Regions from separate parts of the Homo sapiens genome. Here region 1 is linked to region 2. A link is an interaction called in ENCODE POLR2A ChIA-PET data of the cell type or tissue named here. Cell type or tissue: GM12878. All regions are shown on one strand. Links, peaks and the distances in the headings refer to the core of each region. The heading gives the core; the rest is flanking DNA. Region 1 overlaps ANKRD53 (ankyrin repeat domain 53). Region 2 has its middle 10 kb from the start of FIGLA.

What was found. Peaks named below come from ENCODE experiments on the same cell type or tissue, not always from the same donor. Only the 100,000 strongest peaks of a DNase experiment are listed, where the experiment ranks them.
Region 1: POLR2A ChIA-PET joins it to region 2 with 7 read pairs; 2 of 35 experiments call an interaction of 5 or more read pairs at or near these places.

The regions. Positions count from the first base shown.
Region 1 is chr2:70,979,918-70,982,826 of GRCh38, reverse strand. It overlaps ANKRD53 (ankyrin repeat domain 53), which reads right to left. Exons shown (of 6, transcript NM_001115116.2): 4 at 727-891; 5 at 130-250. The region is part of intron 1 of LOC105374795 (a long non-coding RNA gene); the gene reads left to right. Among named protein-coding and RNA genes, the nearest start is that of ANKRD53, 2.7 kb to the right of the region's middle. In GM12878, for the core only: no CTCF peak of the experiment used is centred there; no DNase peak of the experiment used is centred there.
Region 2 is chr2:70,799,533-70,802,441 of GRCh38, reverse strand. No RefSeq gene overlaps it. Among named protein-coding and RNA genes, the nearest start is that of FIGLA, 10 kb to the right of the region's middle. RefSeq lists an enhancer at 1,802-2,356. In GM12878, for the core only: no CTCF peak of the experiment used is centred there; no DNase peak of the experiment used is centred there.

The DNA.
Region 1 (2,909 bases), core at 282-2,781, 180 kb before region 2:
AGGCGAAAGGGTGGCTCTTTCAGGGTGGGAGTGCTTCTAGCCACTCCTCCACAATATGTGGGTCACTGCCCCCTCTGCTCACATGCCTGGATAGCAGCTGTCCCCTGGCCCCCCTGCTGTCCCCCTTACTTGATACTCAATCAGGTAGTTGTGCTCCATGAGGGTCAGCTGGCTCTTGAACATCTTCATTTTCGTCATCTCACGGGCAAAGTCCTTCTTGTCCTTTTTCCACATGGCATCCTTCAAGAACCTGGTGCCAAGGTCAGGGCGGGGGTGTCATCCCACAGTGACAGAGCTTCCACCTGGGCTGGGAAGACTGGCTGCTGCTGAGGGCTTGGATGGGGATGAGGGGAGTGGCCAGAGGGAGAGGAGCAAGATGAGCCATCCCCATTGCCCGGGGCCCTCTGGCTCCCTACTTCCTTTAGGTGAAAGACGAAAGTCCTTGATGACCTGGTCACCACCCTCCTGCTGAGGAGCCAGGGGCCCCAGGGCAGGAAAGGAGGGCAGTGATCAACCCAGAGAGCAGGGGACCTGGGCAGACTTACCCCCAAGCCCAGGTGATGAGGTGATTGCCTCATCCAAAATATCCTGGGCAGTAGGCGCATCCTCCAGCTGTCTGGCTTCCCAACCCTCCCCTTAAAGGCTCAGCTGTGGTGAGGGCCCTAGGGAAAAGGCTGGGGGAGGGGAAGGGGGTGGGCAGGCTCCAGGTGGTTCTCACACTCTCACCGGGCACAGGCACGGTGGTTCCATATTTTGCAGAAGTCAATGGGTTTGTAGCCCATGGCATCTTGGGCATGGACGTTGGCGCCACTCTGCACCAGGACCTTCACACAGTCCAGCAAGCCGTCACGGGCTGCCAGGTGCAGGGGCGTGGAGCCGTTGCATGTCTGACTGTGGAAGGCCCCACCAGTGGGGATAAGGGCAGAAAGGAAAGACAAAGAGCATCTGTCCATCAGATAGATGGACACACCAGTTTCCAAGCCCTGCTCTACCATCAGTCCACTGGGTGATCCTAGCTATGTCTGTCCCTTTTGGCACCTCAATTTCCTTTACTGTAAAGGGAGGAATTGGACTAAGTGAACAGTAAAAATCTGACTTTAGAAGGTATGTGATAGTTAAGAACTGCTGGAAGGAGAGCTGGCTTGGTTCAGAGACCACTAACCTCATCCACTCTTAAACCAACCAGCCCCCTGCCCTTTCCCTATGCCTCACCAGATTCCGTATGCCCACAAGATCTGCATGACCTGGGCCTAACCTCCTCGATCTTATCCTTTGACCTTGCCCACTCTTTCCCAACACATGGTCTTTGCATATGATGTTACCTCTACCTGGAACACTTTTCCCTGGCTCTTTGCATGGCTGGCTCACTCTGTCTTCAGGTTCCAATTTAAATGTCACCTCCTTAGAGGTGATTGCTTCATCCAAAATAGATCCTCCCCCTACCTGCTTTACCCCCTACACCATCACCCCGTTTATTTTTTCATAACCACTTCCCATGCTCTGTCAGGATTTTGTTCATTTATTTGTTTGCTAATTCACTGTCTGCTCCTTTACTAGAATGTCAGCTTCGTGAGGAGAGGGACCATTTCTGTGACTCTAGCATAGTGCTTAGCACATAGTGCATACTTGATACTTTGAATGAATGCAGTCTCCTATATGCCATGCACTTTTCAGTGATCACAGTAGTCCCATGTGATAGGTACTGCTATTCTCCCAAGTTTCAGTTGAAGACACTGAGACAGAGGTTCCCAAACTTAGCTTCAAGTTAGAAGCACCTGGGGATCTTTTCTGACTTCCCAAGCCCAGGTCACACCACAGACCCATTAAATCACAGCCTTTGGATTGGAACACAGGTGTTTATATTTTTTAATTTTTTTTTTTTAGACGGAGTCTCGCTCTGTCGCCCAGGCTGGAGTGCAGTGGCACGATCTTGGCTCACTGCAAGCTCTGCCTCCCAGGTTCACGCCATTCTCCTGCCTCAGCCTCCCAAGTAGCTGGGACAACAGGCACCCGCCACTACGCCCGGTTAACTTTTTTGTATTTTTAGTAGAGACGGGGTTTTACCATGTTAGCCAGGATGTTCTTGATCTCCTGACCTCGTGATCCGCTCGCCCCAGCCTCCCAAAGTGCTGGGATTACAGGCGTGAGCCACTGCGGCCAGCCTAATTTTTTTTATTTTTTATTTTTTGAGACAGTCTCGCTCTATTGCCAGGCTGGAGTGCATTGGAGCAATCTCGGCCCACCGCAACCTCCACCTCCCGGGTTCAAGCGATTCTCCTGCCTCAGCCTCCCAAGTAGCTGGGACTATGCCACCATGCCACCCGGCCAGGTGTTCATATTTTTTAAGCTCCCTAGGTAATTCCAATGTACACCTAAGTTTGGGAGCCAGAGTACTGGGGCATAGAGGTTGAGTGACTTGCCTAAGGTCCTGCTGTCTGCTAGCAAGTTGCAGAGCTGGGATGTAGACTAGGTCTGTTAAAGGCCAATCTTTTTTTTTTTTTTTTTTTTGTTGAGACGGAGTCTCGCTCTTGTTGCCCGGGCTGAAGTGCAATGGCACCATCTCAGCTCACCGCAACCTCCATCTCCTGGGTTCAAGCAATTCTCCTGCCTCAGCCTCCCGAATAGCTGGGATTACAGGCATGCGCCACCATGCCCTGCTAATTTTGTATTTTTAGTAGAGATGGGGTTTCTCCATGTTGGTCATGCTGGTGTTGAACTCCTGACCTCAGGTGATCCGCCTGCCTCGGCCTTCCAAAGTGTTGGGATTATAGGCATGAGCCACCATGCCCGGCTAAAGCCCAGTCTCTTTATTACACCATGTGGATTCCTGACTGCTTTATGTGGGACCCAATCCTTGTCACCTCCAGCAACCCCTCTGCTTGTCCTGCATGGATTTGCCTGCCTGGAAG
Region 2 (2,909 bases), core at 112-2,611:
CTCCTGACCTCAAGTGAGCTGCACACCTCAGCCTCCCAAAGTGCAGGGATTACAAGCCCAGCCACCAAGATCAATTAACTATGAAATCTACTTCGGGAATTTTACTTTATATCAATAATTATTCCTTCAAGGAATGTTCATTGCACCTCTACTATGTACCAAGCACTCTTCTAGATTTTAGGGGTTCAACAGTGAACCAAACAGACAAAAATCCCAGCCCTCATGAGGCTAGCATTCTAGCAGGGAGCAGAGGTAGTTAGTACATTCAGCCCCTTCTCACAACCCCAGGAAGGAGTCCTGTGGAGAGGTGATGGTGTGGAGCAGCAAGGAGCTGTCATAATCAATCCAGCCAACCTTGCCCTGCCGTCTAAAGGTAACAAAGAAGTGGCTGGACTGGGGCGGGTAAACAGGAAGGACTCCCTCCTGCCAACTCCTCAGGGTCAATTCTCATGTCCCCGCTGCCCCCTTCTCTCCTTCAGGGGAGGTTCCGAAAGCTGCAGTTTCCTCAAGAGAGAGGCAGAGGAATGAAGTTCTCCATAGACTGACTGGAACCATCTGGGGAGACAGAGTGCAGTTGTCGGGTGACCTGGGGGACGTGGCCGGCTTGTCTCACTGGAGGGCCTGCCCGCCCTGCCTCCACTGTGGGAACTCTGTACAGCTGCCACTCTCTGTGACCTTGGGTTGTTTTGGTGGCACTAGCAGGCTGTGACAGACAACTGCCACCACACAGGGTATGATGTTGACACTCAGGTGCCCACAGCCTTCTCTCCCAGAGATTTTTAGTCTTTCCGGGCATGAGGCTCACCGTGGAGTCTGGGGTCCCACTCATTGTGCTTTAGGGGACAGCCTGACTCTAGCATAAGTAGGAGAAGCTATAGACATTACAGTTGTTACGAAATGACTCTCAGACCTGGTTTTCCAGGGGCAGGGAGAAGTTTCTCACATTCTGGAGGAAGATGTAACAGCATTTTGAGGATGAGGGATGTCACTGGTTTAGAGGAAAATCTACACTTGCTTAGTCAGTAATTTTGATGTCTACCAACAAATGCCCAGCCCTTTTCATGCACTAGATACACACAGCATTCACTGCTCTGACACATGAATTTGGGCCTGGGACCAACCCTTCCTGTGTGCCTCCACCATGCCTCTCAGAAGGACCCTCTCTTTTGTGTATTGTTCTCACTTATAAGAGCCAGTTATAAATTTTTCCACCTTGCCAGCCAGCAATTCCTGCTGCAGCTTAGGCAACCAACTCCAAGGACCTCCCCATCCCCAGTGAGAGTCCCAGGCCCCAATGAGAGTCACGGAAGAGTAAGGATGCCTTGGCTTCTCTTGGGAGGCACGAGGGTCCATGTGCTTTAGGATAGCCAGAGGGTCCATGCCATCTGGCTTCTTCCTGCAGGACAGGGCCCCAAGCAGCAGGCTGTCCATAGTGCAACCCTGCCTCACTCCCCAAAGCAGCTGCATCTCACTGCCTCTTGAATCTCCCCAAAGCCCTGCTTTTGTTGCAATCTTTGACTTCTTAGACCTGACAAGCATTTTCCACTCTCCACCATACAGGTGCCAGGACTGGGATCCCAGGCCCTCTTCAAGATGACCCCAATGAGCTTTTCATCACACTTCTGCCATGGGGTCACTGGAACTGAGCCAAGCCCCTTAGTGTCTCCTCAACCAGCTCTGATTGTAGCTTCTGCATTGGTGCTCTGACCACCCCTTAGCCTGGGTCACTTAGGATTTGTCTGTATGATAACCACATTTCTGGACTTTCTATTTGGTTCATAAATCATGCTACCATTAACTAACAACATGGTGGGGGTTATGGGAGGCAGGAGAGCTTGGAGGTTATAGACCCAGGCCCTGAGGCCAAACACTCTGGGTCCGATCCCATTTTCATTCCTTTCTAGCTGGGAAAGCTGGTTCATTGACTTTCATGTTTCAGTTTCCTCTTCTGTGAAATGGAAGTAACTACAGTACCTCCTTCGTGGGGGTGCTGTGACAATTAGGAAAGTCAATGCATAGGACGAATTTAGGATAGTGCATGGGACACGGATCCCACTGTGCAAGCATTAGTCGTGATTGTTTTGCTGATGGCCTACTTCACTCCTCACTTCACTTCTGAGGAAGGCTCTATTAGAACCCTCACTTTACAAATGGGGAGATAAAGCCCAGAGAGTTTGGATGATGATGTGGTTTGTCTCTGTGTCTCCACCCAAATCTCATCTTGAATTGTATTCCCATAATTCCCACCTGTTGTGGGAGGGACCCGGTGGGAGATAATTTGCATCATACTGTTCTCTTGGTGGTGAATAAGTCTCATGAGATCTGATGGTTTTATCAGAGGTTTCCACTTTTGCATCTCTTCATTTTCTCTTGCTGCTGCCATGTAAGAAATGCCTTTCATCTCCCACCATGATTCTGAGGCCTCCCCAGCCATGTGGAACTGTAAGTTCAATGAAACCTCTTTTACTTCCCAGTCCTGGGTGCGTCTTTATCAGCAGCATGAAAAGGGACTAACATAGTAAATTGGTACCAGGAGTGAGGTGTTGCTGAAAAGATACCTGAAAATGTGGAAGCGACTTTGTAACTAGCTAACAGGCAGAGATTGGAACAGCTTTGAGGGCTCAGAAGAAGACAGGAAAATGTGGGAAAGTTTCCAACTTCCTAGAGACTTGTTGAATGGCTTTGACAAAAATACTGATAATGATATAGACAATGAAATCCAGGCTGAGATGGTCTCAGATGGAGATGAGGAACTTCTTGGGAACTGGAGCAAAGGTGACTCTTTTTATGTTTTAGCAAAGAGACTACTGGTATTTTGCCCCTGCCCTAGAAATTTGTGGAACTTGGAACTTGAGAGAGATGATTTAGGGTATCTGGTGGAAGACATTTCTAAGCAGCAAGGCATTCAA